3 separate regions of the Homo sapiens genome follow, and all the other regions are linked to region 1. Evidence: chromatin contacts called from ENCODE Hi-C or POLR2A ChIA-PET data. All regions are on one chromosome and are shown on one strand. Each heading gives the region's core, a stretch centred on a gene start or an enhancer-like site at or near the end of the contact. The rest is flanking DNA. Distances are from core to core; before and after follow the strand shown. Region 1 overlaps TPCN1 (two pore segment channel 1). Region 2 holds the start of PLBD2 (phospholipase B domain containing 2). Region 3 holds the start of SLC8B1 (solute carrier family 8 member B1).

The links. Hi-C counts contacts between places; a loop is a spot of excess contacts on that map. ChIA-PET counts read pairs that join two places held with the same protein, here RNA polymerase II (POLR2A). Pooled maps may share reads with other maps.
Region 2: a map of ascending aorta shows a loop between it and region 1 (8-fold over the local background). The contact joins the promoter of PLBD2 here to the enhancer-like site in region 1. A Hi-C loop is called at or near these places in 1 of 168 maps with a recorded cell type or tissue (ascending aorta) and 4 of 50 pooled maps. POLR2A ChIA-PET finds 5 or more read pairs at or near these places in 9 of 52 experiments (A673, AG04450, GM12878 and 5 more).
Region 3: a loop to region 1 is called in a map of Caco-2, with 8 times the contacts of the local background. The contact joins the promoter of SLC8B1 here to the enhancer-like site in region 1. A Hi-C loop is called at or near these places in 2 of 168 maps with a recorded cell type or tissue (Caco-2 and endothelial cell of hepatic sinusoid) and 3 of 50 pooled maps. POLR2A ChIA-PET finds 5 or more read pairs at or near these places in 14 of 52 experiments (AG04450, GM10248, GM12878 and 9 more).

Annotation. Positions count from the first base shown.
Region 1 is chr12:113,297,731-113,302,092 of GRCh38, reverse strand. It overlaps TPCN1 (two pore segment channel 1), which reads right to left. Exons shown (of 28, transcript NM_017901.6): 28 at 3,508-4,362. It overlaps SLC8B1 (solute carrier family 8 member B1), which reads left to right. Exons shown (of 16, transcript NM_001358345.2): 16 at 2,119-3,322. The coding sequence ends at 2,316. Among named protein-coding and RNA genes, the nearest start is that of MIR6762, 8.4 kb to the right of the region's middle. RefSeq lists a silencer at 1,975-2,269 and enhancers at 2,308-3,003, 3,004-3,701. Within about 2 kb of position 2,337, at least 29 of the 41 ENCODE cell types and tissues checked have a DNase peak (open chromatin) inside an H3K27ac peak, as active enhancers do; they include PC-9 and ascending aorta, where a contact is called at or near this core.
Region 2 is chr12:113,356,359-113,360,720 of GRCh38, reverse strand. It overlaps PLBD2 (phospholipase B domain containing 2), which reads right to left and starts at 2,134. Exons shown (of 12, transcript NM_173542.4): 1 at 1,831-2,134. The coding sequence starts at 2,120. It overlaps LOC105369989 (a long non-coding RNA gene), which reads left to right and starts at 1,211. Exons shown (of 3, transcript XR_945346.3): 1 at 1,211-1,391. RefSeq lists an enhancer at 876-1,375 and silencers at 1,711-1,770, 1,821-2,320.
Region 3 is chr12:113,333,859-113,338,220 of GRCh38, reverse strand. SLC8B1 (solute carrier family 8 member B1) reads left to right here and starts at 3,112. Exons shown (of 16, transcript NM_001358345.2): 1 at 3,112-3,778. RefSeq lists a silencer at 2,902-3,191.

The DNA.
Region 1 (4,362 bases), core at 1,088-3,587:
TGGGGCACTACTTATCCTACTACACATATAAAAACCTGCAGCTGAAATCTGCAGGCTCCTCCCCAGTTCTAGAGAACGGGAGTTGCTGTCAGCTCCTCCTCCCGCAGAGGAGCCTGTCTTGTGCCTGACACTTTGGCTCTCGCTCATTCATTTCTGCTGCTGCCACTCCTTTATCATTCATCCATCCCCTCCTTCACCCAGAAGGCGGCATCCTCCCAAGTTCAGAGTCAGGCAGAGGTGCCAGGCCCAGTGCTGCTGAGCACCTTGGACAAGTCAGTCAAGTCTAAGGGTCTTGGTTTCCTCATCTGTAAAATGGAGTCCATCCTAGTACCCACCATACAAGACTATTGTTAGATCAAAGACGACAGTGCCTGTTAGGCCCTTCGCACAATGCCTGGCATAGAGCAGGCACTCAGTAGATACTTATAGCTGCCATTTCTTCAAAAACCTTATGGGCTGGGTGCGGTGGTTCACACATGTAATCCCAGCACTTTGGGAGGCCATGGTGGGCAGATCACTTGAGGTCAGGAGTTCGAGAACAGTCTGGCCAACATGGTGAAACTCCATCTCTACTAAAAATACAAAAAAATTAGCCAGGCGTGGTGGCAGACACCTGTAATCCCAGCTACTCGGGAGGCTGAGGCAGGAGAATCACTTGAACTTGGGAGGTAGAGGTTGCTGTGAGCTGAGATCACGCCATTGCACTCCAGCCTGGGCAACAAGAGTGAGACTCCATGTCAAAAAAAAAAAAAAAAAAAAGCCTTATAAAGATTTTTTCCATTTTATTATGAAAACTCAAACATAGAACAGTTAAAAGACTTGTATGATAGACACACATATTCCCACCACCCAGACTCTACTGTTTATGTTTGGCTGCCTTTGCTTTGTTGTCTGTTTGTCCATGCCTGTCTGTCCATGCCTCCATCTATTCTTTTCTTTTTTCTTCTTTTGTTTTTTGAGATGGAGTTTTGCTCTGTCACCCAGGCTGGAGTGCAGTGGTGCAATCTTGGCTCGCTGCAGCCTCCACCTCCCAGGTTCAAGTGATTCTCCTGCCTCAGCCTCCCGAGTAGCTGGGATTACAGGCATGTGCTACCACACCTGGCTAATTTTGGTATTTTTAATAGAGACGGGGTTTCACCATGTTGGTCAGGCTGGTCTCGAACTCCTAACTTCAAGTGATCTGCCCGCTTTGGCCTCCCAAAGTGTTGGGATTACAGGCCTGAGCCACCCTGCCCGGCCTAACGCATCCATATTGTTTCTTGATGCATTTCACAGTAAGTGGTGAACATCCGCTTGTGCATGTCGTTGACTAGAGTTCAGCATTAAAAACAGAGGGAATTATAATGACATCTGACTCGAGGCAGGGGAGAGGCACCCAGGCAGGTGGACCTGGCTGAAGTTGGAAGAGAAGGTTCCTTTTCCCTGCTGTTTCTGCGTCTGGAAACTTCTGGGGCCACGTCTGGGTAACTTCAGGGTGGGGCATGCCATCCCACAGGGCAGGCCGGGCTGCTGCAGGCCAGTCTTCCTTAAGTGGCCCCCAGCTGGTGCCCTCAAACACTGTTGAGGCTGCATTGTTGTTGTTGTTGTTGTTGTTATTTTATTTATTTTTTGAGACAGAGTCTTACTCCATCACCCAAGCTGGAGTGCAGTAGCACGATGTCGGCTTACTGCAACCTCCGCCTCCTGAGTTCAAGTGATTCTCCTGCCTCAGCCTCCCCAGTAGCACACTGCCATGTCTGGCTAATTTTTGTATTTTTAGTAGATACAGGGTTTCACTGTATTGGCCAGTGGTCTCGAACTCCTGGCCAATACAGGTCGAACTCCTGACCTCAGGTGATCCACCTGCCTCAGCCTCCCAAAGTGCTGGAATTACAGGCATGAGCCACTGTGCTCGGCTGAGATTGCATTGTTGTTGAGGGTGCATTGTTGTTGAGGGTGCATTGTTGTTGAGGCTGGATTGTTGTTGAGGCTGCATTGTTGCTGAGGCTGCATTGTTGCTGAGGCTGCATTGTTGTTGAGGCTGCATTGTTGTTGAGGCTGCATTGTTGTGTTGGCCACAGACGGGGCGGGGCCTGTGACGGGCAGTGACTCAGCCTCTCTCCCCTCATTCTTCCACAGCTGGAGCCAGACGGACTGCTGGTGTGGGTCCTGGCAGGCGCCCTGGGGCTCAGCCTCGTCTTCTCCCTGGTCTCAGTCCCATTGCAGTGCTTCCAGCTCAGCAGAGTCTATGGCTTCTGCCTGCTCCTCTTCTACCTGAACTTCCTTGTCGTGGCCCTCCTCACTGAATTTGGAGTGATTCACCTGAAAAGCATGTGACTGAAGCCGCTTAGTGCTGTGGCCTCACTGCAGGCAGGAGCCCCGCCCCTCCTGCCGGGGGAGGCCCAGGGACCGGAGCATTTCTGCAAGGCCCTTGTGGGCACGAGAGTGCGGCCCTTGCTGCTGGAGATCTGAGGTCACTGCTGTGAGCTGGGAGAACTGCTGTGTACCTCTTGCTGCCAGCACCCAACAGCCTTGCCGTGGGGACCTTGGAAACCTGGCTTTGCTCTGGACAAAGGGTTCCAGAGAGAAGCTAGAAGTCCCCCTTGAATGACCCCCAGAGCCCCTCTGAGAAGGGCTGGAGTTTGGGGGAAGGGGATGGCTGGATGTGCTCCAGGCCATGCTGGAGGTACCCCCGAGGCACAGGCACTGCCCGTTCCCCTTGCCTGGGCTTCAGGCCTTCTGGCACCTTCTCAGGACACAAGTGGCTGCCCAACCCTGACTCAGAGAATGAGGGTGGCTTGGACCCCTGGGAATCAGGCCGCCGAGGGCTGAGCTCCAGAGCCGCACCATCTGCCACAAACAGAATTCGAGACATACTTAATTTTGAATTTCTCCTTGCCACGTTAATAAAGCCAAAAGCAGCGGGTGCTATTCGTGGCAACACACTTCACTGAACCCACTTGCTTCCAAAACGATGCCAGCCCGAGGCACTGCTACGCCAGCAGCTGCCACATGGGATGGTGGCTCAGGCGCTCCCTCCAGGATTCTGCCCCTGCCTGTCCACAGACTCCTTTGTGCTGGAACCTGGGCTCCTCCAGCTGCCAGGCAGGAGTCGGTAGGACTGTGCCTGTGCCTCCCTCAGCGGGGCCCTGGGCGGGGTTCCAAGGCCTGCGAGCTGGGAAAGGACAGATGAGGGGACCTCGTGCCTTCTTGCTGTCATGCAATGACCCCGCCTTATGTTGCCGAAATAAGCAACTCTTAGGTTTGCCTGACTGCCTTATGCTGGTAAAGAAAAGGGATTCAACTGTCTCTTTTCCAAATAAAAAAAAAGTCAAAATTTCAAGTGTAGAGAAAATGACACCCCCAACTTTTACCAGTTCTTCCTCACCTGGGGCCAGTGCCAAGTGGCTGACCCCAGGGCACAGCTCGGGGTGGGGCTGAGGCAGGATCAGGAATGGCCATGGCCTTGGATGGGGCCACTCTCCCGACAATACCCAAAGCCACAGAAGTCAAGAGGCAGCAGCCATGTTTACAAAGCAGAGGCTCTTTTAGTAATGTGCTAGAAATCCAGAGACACAATGGGTTTTCTAGGAAACAAACCACCAGTGTACAAAACCGTACAGCATTGCTCCCGTGATCCGTACAAAATGATTGTCCGCATGGTGGAGTAAGGCTGGGGCTGTGGGAGGGGAAGCGAGGAGCTGAGGAGGGGCACAGTTCTATTGCCACCACCACCAGGCTGTGCCCCTGGCCGCCAGTGGGTGCCACTTGGGTGCACTCAACTATGACATCAAGGATGAGAGGGCATCTGAGCTAGATCACATCCCAGGGCCCACAGAGCTCACAGCCTGTGGGGGGACCCCAACTCCCTGCTGGGTGGGGCCAGGCATAACCTGGGGATAGCTGTCCCTAACCTCAATGACAAGGGCACCCACCCTGGCTGGACTCCCGTCTGTTGACACTGCTGCCATTGGGTATTTGTCAGGTCCTGGCCAAAACCAGGTCCTTTCTCAGGACAGGGTTGGGCAGATGGACACATTAACTCGCTCTGGACAGGGCCGAGATCCCACTCCTCCTGGAATAGGCCCCCCCACCTCGGGGCCTTGACTCCCCTGGGCAGACCCCGGGGTGCTGCTGGCCCCTCCACGTTTCCACCCCTGGGGAGGAAGAAGGGCCCAGGCGAGGCCCAGATGCTCAGGTCAGAGACTCACACCTTTAGAAGCTGTCCCCTGACCCTTGCTTCCAAAACGCCCATTTCAACACACAAAAGCTAAAAGGCACCCAATTGTGCAATAAAGTTCCCTCTCTGTGAAAGGGAGGGGGTTCTGGCCTGGGGCTCGATGTGGAGCTCCTGCTGATGGCCCATGGCCCTCCAGAGAGGAA
Region 2 (4,362 bases), core at 885-3,384, 59 kb before region 1:
TCGTGCCCCTGCACTCCAGCTGGGCAACGGAGTGAAACTGTGTCTCAAAAAATAAAATACAAATAAAAATAAATAAACAGTGCTTTCTGTGACCCCAGTGAATTTCCATGACCCTTTTGGTCCTACCTTGATATGAGGGAACATGCTCAGAGAGGTGAAGGGATTTGCCCAAGGTCACACAGCAGAGGGGCTGAGCCTGGAAGAACTTTCCATCCAGCACAATCAAGGAAGCCTTCTCTCCACTTCCATGTTTACCATAGTCAAGAGCAACACAGCCCAGGAGGGGCCTCCAGAGGCCAAAGCCCCCTCCCCATGCTGGGCCTCGCTCCTGCCCCTCCTCGCCTGAACAGTTCTGTCATGTCCTCTTGATTCTGCTATGCAGGGCCAAAAACATGAGTGAGTCAGCAAAGAACGGGTCACCAGATCCAAGAGTCCCGGCAGCCCCCGAGGCCAGCCACAAAGCTTCAGTTCCCTCCACAGATGCCAGCTCACTCTGTGGCCTCCTCTCTCTGGGAGCCTTCCCAGATTTACCCCAACCAGTGCCCCTGTGTCTGTGCAAATATCTCCCCCAAATCTCACGTCTACTTGATGTACCCCCCAAGTGCCACCAGAATGGGGGTGTCCTCGGCATCCTGTGTCTCCCTAACACCTGCAGAAGCCAATGGATGCCAGTAAAATGGATAGGGGCTAAAGTGGGAGGAGGCCCTTTCTGCTGCAGGGGGCAGTGTGGTCTGAGCACAGACCACATCCTGGGCACATCCTAGTGCTAGGGTTCCCTAGCATCATCTGGACACTAGGATATGACGGATGCACCCCGGGTTCCCTAGGATCCCCCAGCACAGCCTGATCCAGCGTCTGGGCCCTGCTGACAAGGCTTTGAAGCTGATCCTTCCCACTCCCACTGACTCTGATTTCTCTTCTATCGCTGTCTGTGTTTCCCACTGAGTAGAGACAGCTGCTCAGCTGTGTCCCTAAGGCCAACCATCAGGGTAATGAATAAATGAATGGGCACAAGCCCTTGTACAGAACTTGCAGCACATGACCACCCAACTAGAGCACATCCTCAAAATCTGGGCCACAGATGGGGAAACGGGAGCCCAGACAGGCGGAGGAGTTAGGTGAGACTCACACATCAGAATGACAGCCTGGGTTCCAGCAATAAAGATGGTGAGCATGGCTGCCAAACACGGCATCCAGCCAAGGACTTCCCCTTGGACCAGGACACAGAAGACAAGGGAGGAGCAGAGCCCTAGCAGGATACTAAATGGGTCTATGTGACTTTAGGGACCCTCTGCTTTTGGACTAGCCTGGAACCCAGGTTCAGTCCTGCTGACCTGGCACTGGAAGGGAGGCAGGGTGCTGGCACCCACGAGCAAGCCACAGCCAAGCAGGTAAGAATTAGTCTCCTGCTGAGTTCTCATCACCCCTCAGGCCTGGGGACAGGGGGCTGGCCTCCATGGGGTGAGGAGGCAAAGTCTAGGGAAGGGAGCAGGTCCCCGTGAGGATAGAATTTACCCACCAGCCATGGACCTGATCCAGATGCAGGCACTGCGGCCTCGGTGGTAGGGAACTGGCTTCTTGGGGACAGAAGTACTGTCACCACTGGCTGAAGGCAAGGGACTGGCCCCATGAGGTGAGGGATGCCGCAGTAGCCAGCTCCCAAACAGGGTACTTGGCCCGCAGGGCGGTGCTGCAGCCTCGGGAGTAGCTGACCCCCAGAGAAACGGGCGTTCCCACCCGGCAAGAGGCCGGTCCCGGGAACAGGCGAGGTCCGGCGCCCACGCATCCCCCTCCCCCGATGGCCCCGCGTGGGGATAAGCCAACCCTTACCCAGTCTCGCGGATGGCGTTGGTGAGGTTGGCCCAGGCCACGGCGTCAGGGTGGCGTCCGTCCACCATAAGCAGCTGGCCCGCCGAGACGTCCAGGAGCACCGAGCGGCTGCGGGAGGCTGGAGGGACCTGCCCATCGCGCGCCCAGCGGCCCCCCGGCGCTGGGATCGCCCCCGCCAGGCCGCTCAGGAACGGCCCGACCAGCAGGGCCAGCACCAGGGCCAGCGCCAGCGCCCGCGTCAGCGCCCGGGCCAGGTGGCTGCCGGGGTAGCAGTACATCTGGCCCACCATGACCGCACAATGCTGCGCCCCGCAGCCCGGGTCACGTGACTGCGCTCTGCCATGGGCGGGGCCGAGGGCGGGCGGGGCCGGGCTTGGGCTGAGCCTTTCCGGGATGGGAGGGGCTGGCGCGAGGGGAGGCCTACGGGGCGGGACCCACCTTAAAGAGCCCGGCCGCCCCTTCCACCTACGCAAACCCGGTTTAGCACACTTCCCCAAGTTTTTTTTTTTTTTTTTTTTTGAGACAAGACAAAACCTCCATATGTCGCCCAGACTGGAGTGCAGTGACGCGATCTCGGCTCATTGCCACCTCCGCCTCCCGGGTTCAAGCGATTCTCCTGCCTCATCCTCCTGAGTAGGTGGGATTACAGGCGCGCACCACCACGCCCAGCTGATTTATGTAATTTCAGTACAGACGGGGTTTCGCCATGTTGGCCAGGCTGGTCTTGAACTCCTGACCTCAGGTGATCCGCCTGCCTCAGCCTCCCAAAGTGCTGGGATTACAGGGGTGAGCCACCGCGCCCGGCCAGATTTATTTAATGGTATTTGCCATTTATTTAATACAGTTATCTAATGCAGTCTTTATTCCAACTTTTCCCATTGTCCCTCAAATACCCTTTTTACATGTGTGTGGGAAAAAGCTGTCTAACTACTACTCAAAACCTAGATGCCGTCGGGCGCGGTGGCTCACGCCTGTAATCCCAACACTCCAGGAGGCCAGGGCGGGCGAGTTCAGGAGTTCAAGACCAGCCTGGGCAACATGGTGAAACCCCCGTCTCTACTAAAAATACAAAAAAGTAGCCGGACGCAGTGAGGCGCGCCTATAGTCCCAGCTACTCGGGAGACTGAGGTAGGAAAATCACCTGAGCCCGGAAGGTCGAGGCTGCAGAGAGTCGAGATTGCACCACTGCACTCCAGCCTGAGCAACCAGAATGAGACCTTGTCTCAAAAGAAAAAAAAAAAAAAAAAAACCTAGATGCAATAAAAGATTAATGCATTTGACTGTATAAATTTTTTAACTTTTTCATGTCAAAAAACTCAATAAGCAAAGTCAAAAGACATCTGACAGACCAGGAGAAACTATTTGCAACATATATCATATATATACATTACATATATATATGTATATATATCTCAACATATATCATATAATATATCAGGAACTCTTAAAATTTGAGAGGGAAGGCCAGGTGAGTGGTTCATGCCTGTAATCACAGCACTTTGGGTGGCCAAGGTGGGAGGAATGCTTGAGCCCAGGAGTTTGAGACCAGCCTAGGAAACCTGGCAAGACTCTGTCTCTATAAAATATAAAAATTAGCTGAGCTTGGTGGTGCACACCTGTAGTCCTGTTGTGGGAAACTGAGGAACGGAGAGACCAATATGAGAGAACAGGAGGATGTTTATTTCAACGTACGCACTGGCTCAGTGGATTCACATCCAAAAAGCTGAGCCTAGAACAAAGATATTGTGGGGTTTTTATAAGCAAGCTTAGAAAGGTAAAACAAAAGTAGTTAATCATATAGTGCATAACTTGTGGCCTTGCATAGCTGGTGGCCTTGTAGCTGCATCAAAAGTAAAACAAGAACTGGCTAAATAGAGAGGTTTGTAAAACATAGTCATGCTTAAGAGACCAAGGAAAGGAATAGCAATAAAATAATTTGTCTTTCTCTCTTTTTTTTCCTTCAACCTTGCTCTGGAGGCGGGCGGTGGGGTGGAGGGCGGGGTCTGGAGCCCAGTCCTCTGGCCTTGGCTTTTCGGACAGCGTTATCTTATAACTGTCCTTGAAGTGAGCTGCTAAGCAGAGGAAAACTTGTTCTTCTTCTTTTTTAACCCTTGCCTTGCCACATTCTGGGCCTTAGCTCTTACTTCTCTTGGAGTGAATATATGTAGTACTTATTATTATTATTATTTTAATTTCTGCCTCAGTCCCAGCTACTGGGAGGCCGAGGGGGGAGGATTGCTTGAGCCTAGGAAGTCGAGGCTACAGTGAGTTGCACTACAGCCTGGGCAACAGAGCAAGAAGTTGTCAAAAAGGAAAGAGAGAGAGAGAGAGAGAAAGAGAGAGAAAAGGAAGGAAGGAAGGGAGGGAGGGAGGGAAAGGGAAGGAAGGGAAGGAAGAAAGGAAGGAAGGAAGGAAGGAAGGAAGGAAGGAAGGAAGAAAGAAAGAAAGAAAGAAAGAAAGAAAGAAAGAAAGAAAGAAAGAAAAGGTTTGAGAAGGAAAATGTGAAAACCAGACAGAAAACATGGGCAAAAA
Region 3 (4,362 bases), core at 1,863-4,362, 35 kb before region 1:
TTAATGCATTGTTGTAACAATGGAATAATTTTTATTTTTTATTTTTCTTTGAGATGGAGTCTCACTGTCACCCAGGCTGGAGTGCAGTGGCATGATCTGGGCTCACTGCAGCCTCCACCTTCCAGGTTCAAACAATTCTCGTGCCTCAGCCTCCCAAGTAACTGAGATTGTGGGCTTGTGCCACATGCCTGGCTAATTTTTGTATTTTTAGTAGAGACGGGTTTTTGCCATGTTGGCCAGGCTGGTGTTGAACTCCTGACTTCGGGTGATCTGCCCACCTCAGCCTCCCAAAGTGCTGGGATTACAGGTGCGAACCACCACGCCCAGCCAACAATGGAATAATTAATGGGGACAACAAACCCTTCCACTGAGGGAGTGTTGACTCAGCATCCAGCATGGGGTTTGGGGCTCTTCACAGTGTCCTATTTCAGCTAGGCATGGTGGCTCATGCCTGTAATCACAGCAATTTGGGAGGCCAAGGTGGGGGGATTGCATGAGCCCAGGAGTTCAGGACCAGCCTGGGCAACATAGTGACACCCTGTCTCTACAAAAAATGAACAAAACGAGCCAGGCATGGTGGCACACGACTGTAGTCACAGCTACTTGGGAAGCTGAGGCGGGAGGATCGCTTGAGCCCAGGAGGTCAAGGATGCAGTGAGCCAAGATCACACCACTGCATTCTAGCCTGGGTGACAGAAGGAGACCCTGTCTCAAAAAAGATAAGGAAAAACATCTGGAAGGACCTCAGGAGGTTGGTACTAGTATCACTCCCATTTCACCAAGGGGGAAACTGAGGCTCAAAGAGAGGCTCTAAGTGTTTATAGAAGGTCCTACAGAAACCTGATGTTCTGCGATTCCAAACACATCATGCTCCAGATCACAATGTCACCTGCCCAGAGGTGGGAATTAGAGGTGTGCTCTGAAGGTGGGGAGCCCTGTGGCCATGTGGAGGGGTTGGGGGGAGGGTGGAAGACCCCCTAGTGGCGGTGACCTCTGAGCTGAGCCTGACAACATGAGTAAGAGTTTGTCAGGTGGAAAAGAGATAGGGTGTCATCAGGGCAGGGGGCTCGGAAGGAGCAGAGGCAGGTGGCTGTGAGCAAGAGGCCGATACGTTCAGGGAACAGGGAGCACTACTGGGCAGGAGGTGGAGGTAGGGGTGAAAGACGATTTCAGAAAGGTGTGCTAGGGCTGGATGCTGAAGGGCCTTGAATGCCAGGCTTGGCGTTGGGCCTGGGTCCTGCCCATGACGAGGAAGCAGGTCCTACCGTAAGGATAAGAGATGGGGTGACTAGATGCATGCTAATGGCAGAAGTGGGGCTGCAGGCAGGAGTGGCCTGGGAGGACACACTCCAGCCTTAAGGACCCCAGGTCCAGGCCCCATGCCTGCCTCCTCCCATTCCCCCATCCCCCCAACAGAAGAAAAGGCAGGATGAACAGAGCTTCCCCAGGAGGCTGGGAAACTGGAAATAGGGGGAGATACTGGTACATCCATCAGCAGATCACTAACTCCTCGGTCTTGATTTGTTTGCCACCTTCTTTTAAAAACGATGCTATGTGCCCCCTTCGGCAGCACATATACTAAAATTGGAACAATACAGAGATTAGCAAAAAGAAAAGGGAAAAAATTAAATACAAATTTTAAATATTAGATAAAAAGGTGGGCATGGTGGCTCACACCTGTAATCCAAGCACTTTTGTTACAGGAAAGGGGTCCTGATCCAGACCCTAAGATAGGGTTCTTGGATCTCGCGCAAGAACGAATTCAGGGTGATTCCATAGAGTAAAGTGAAAGCAAGTTTATTGAGAAAGTAAAGGAATAAAAGAATGGCTACTCCATAGGCAGAACAGCCCTGAGGGCTGCTGGTTGCCCATTTTTATGGTTATTTCTTGATGATATGCTAAACAAGGGGTGGATTATCTATGTTTCCCCTTTTTAGACCATATAGGGTAACTTCCTGACGTTGCCATGGCATTTGTAAACTGCCATGGCGCTGATGGGAGTGCAGCAGTGAGGACAACCAGAGGTCATTCTTGTCACCATCTTGGTTTTGGTGGGTTTGGGCTGGCTCCTTTACTGCAACCTGTTTTATCAGCAAGGTCTTTATGATAACCTGTATCTTGTGCCCACCTTCTATCTCAACCTGTGACTTAGAATGCCTTAACCGTCTGGGAATGCAGCCCAGTAGGTCTCAGCCTCATTTTACCCAGCCCCACTCGAGATGGAGTTGCTCTGGTTTACACAGCTCTGACACTTTGGGAGGCAGAGGCAGAAGGATCGCTTGAGACCAGGAGTTTGAGACCAACTTGGGCAACATATAGAGACCTCGTCTCTATAAAAAATTTTAAAAACTAGCCTGGTTTGGTGGCACACACCTGTGGTCTCAGCTACGTGGGAGGCTGAGGCGGGAGGATTATATAAGCCCAGGAGTTCGTGACCAGTTTGACCAACATAGTAAGAACATTTTACAAAAAATGAACAAAATTAGCCGGGCATGATGGCACTTGCCTGCAGTCCCAGCTACTTGGGAGGCCGAGGTGGGAGGATTGCTTGAGCCTCGGAGGTCGAGGCTTTAGTGAGCCGTGACAGCTGCTACTGCATTCCAGCCTGGGCGATAGAGTGAGACCCTGGCTTAAAAAATTAAAATTTAAATTAAAAAAAAAAAGCTATGCTACTAGAGGGGAATGTTGAACCCAATTAGGATCTCAGAAGGATTTCAGTGAAACCGCGAGAACTTTCCTGGGCAGGGTGGGGCTTTCTCCACCTGGGATTTTCCCAAACCTCTTTGTCACCATTCATTACCAGGAGCAGCTTGACACCCTCTGGTTCCTCTACCCTCGGGAAATGAACCTCCTAGTTTCACCCTCTAAATGTCCCTCTCCGGCTTCCTGCAGTCCTTACCCATCGGCTTGTATCTCAGTTTCAAAGCGGAGGGAGAGGACGGTGGAGAGTGGGAAGACCCTACGAAGCTCCCCGGGAGCTGTACCTTTAAGGGCAGGGGCGGGGCGAGCCCCGAGGGGGCGTGTCCTGAGGGCGTGGCCGAGACCGGGGCGGGGCGAGCCGGGGCGGGCCCGGACGGGAAGAGTAGGGGCCCGGACGCTGCAGCAGGCGGGGCACCCGGACTGGCGGCTTCGCTGGCGCAAGGTCGGTCCGGCGGCCAGGGACCTGGAAGGCTGCGAGGCCCTGCGAGGTCGAGGTTCGGAGTTTGCTGGTCCCAGGCCCGGCCCGAGGTAAGAAAGAGCCGCCTCCCCGCACGGCCGGAGGACCCGGGCGCCCCGAGTTCGACTTCTCAGCCTCCGTCCGGACGGGAAACGGAGCACGGAGATGTTCCTGAGGTCTCTTTCCTGGGAAGCGCAGCCCCGATTTCCCGCCCCTGTCCCTTAGCAGGTCGGCGACCATCCGAGCGCTGGGCATCGGCCCACGCGTACAGAAGGCGCTCAATAAATGCTCACTAGTGAATCAGTAAAATAAATCGGCAGCAAAGAGAGACGAGACGCATGCTGATCTTCAGGTGTTGGGGACATCAGGGACGCGAACATTTATTGAGCTCTTATTGTATACCGCGTCGGCCAGCATTTGTGTCCATTTCACACATGAGGAATAAGAGGCCCAGAGAGGTGAAGTGACTTCCTTAAGGCCACACAGATAGTAAGTGGCCGAGACGAATTTGAAACCAGGGGTGTCCTGTTTGAACTTGGTGCCAAATAGAGTAACTCGGACTCCAGTTGGAGGGGTTCGGGAGAACCATAGAAGAGGAAGGGCCGTGTCTTCCGTGGACAGGTAAGGAACCTGGCTGGGACAGGCGCCTTTCTGACCTCTCTTCCCCTCCCTACCTCCTCTCCCTCCCCTCAGGCTGCCAGTACATTGAGAAACACCTGCGCAGACTTAAAGAAAAAAACGTTTTTATGGGGTTTGGTTTCCTGATTGCAAAAATAAGACATACTCATCGTAGAACACATGAAAAAGCCAAAACAGGAAATTTAGTTTGCTGAGGACTTTTGTTTTTCCAGTTTAATTCCTTTGAAATATATTGAAGCCATTTTGGCCCTGGTCTTGAGGGAAGAGGCACATGGTGGTGACCAGCCCGGCCCCACTGCTAACCCGCGGTCTTTGAGCAACTCAACTTCCTTCTTGCCCTTAAGTTCCCTGTCGGAGGGGCTGTGGGCTCTGTGACCCTCTTGCTGTGTGACCTTGGGCAGGTTCTGGAATTCCTCTGCTGGGTGTGGTGGCTCACGCCTGTAGTCCCAGCACTTTGAGAGGTCAAGGCCGGCAGATCACTTGAGGCTAGGAGTTCCAGACCAGCCTGGCCAACATGGCGAAACCCCGTCTCCGTTAAAAATACAAAAATTAGCTGGGCATGGTGG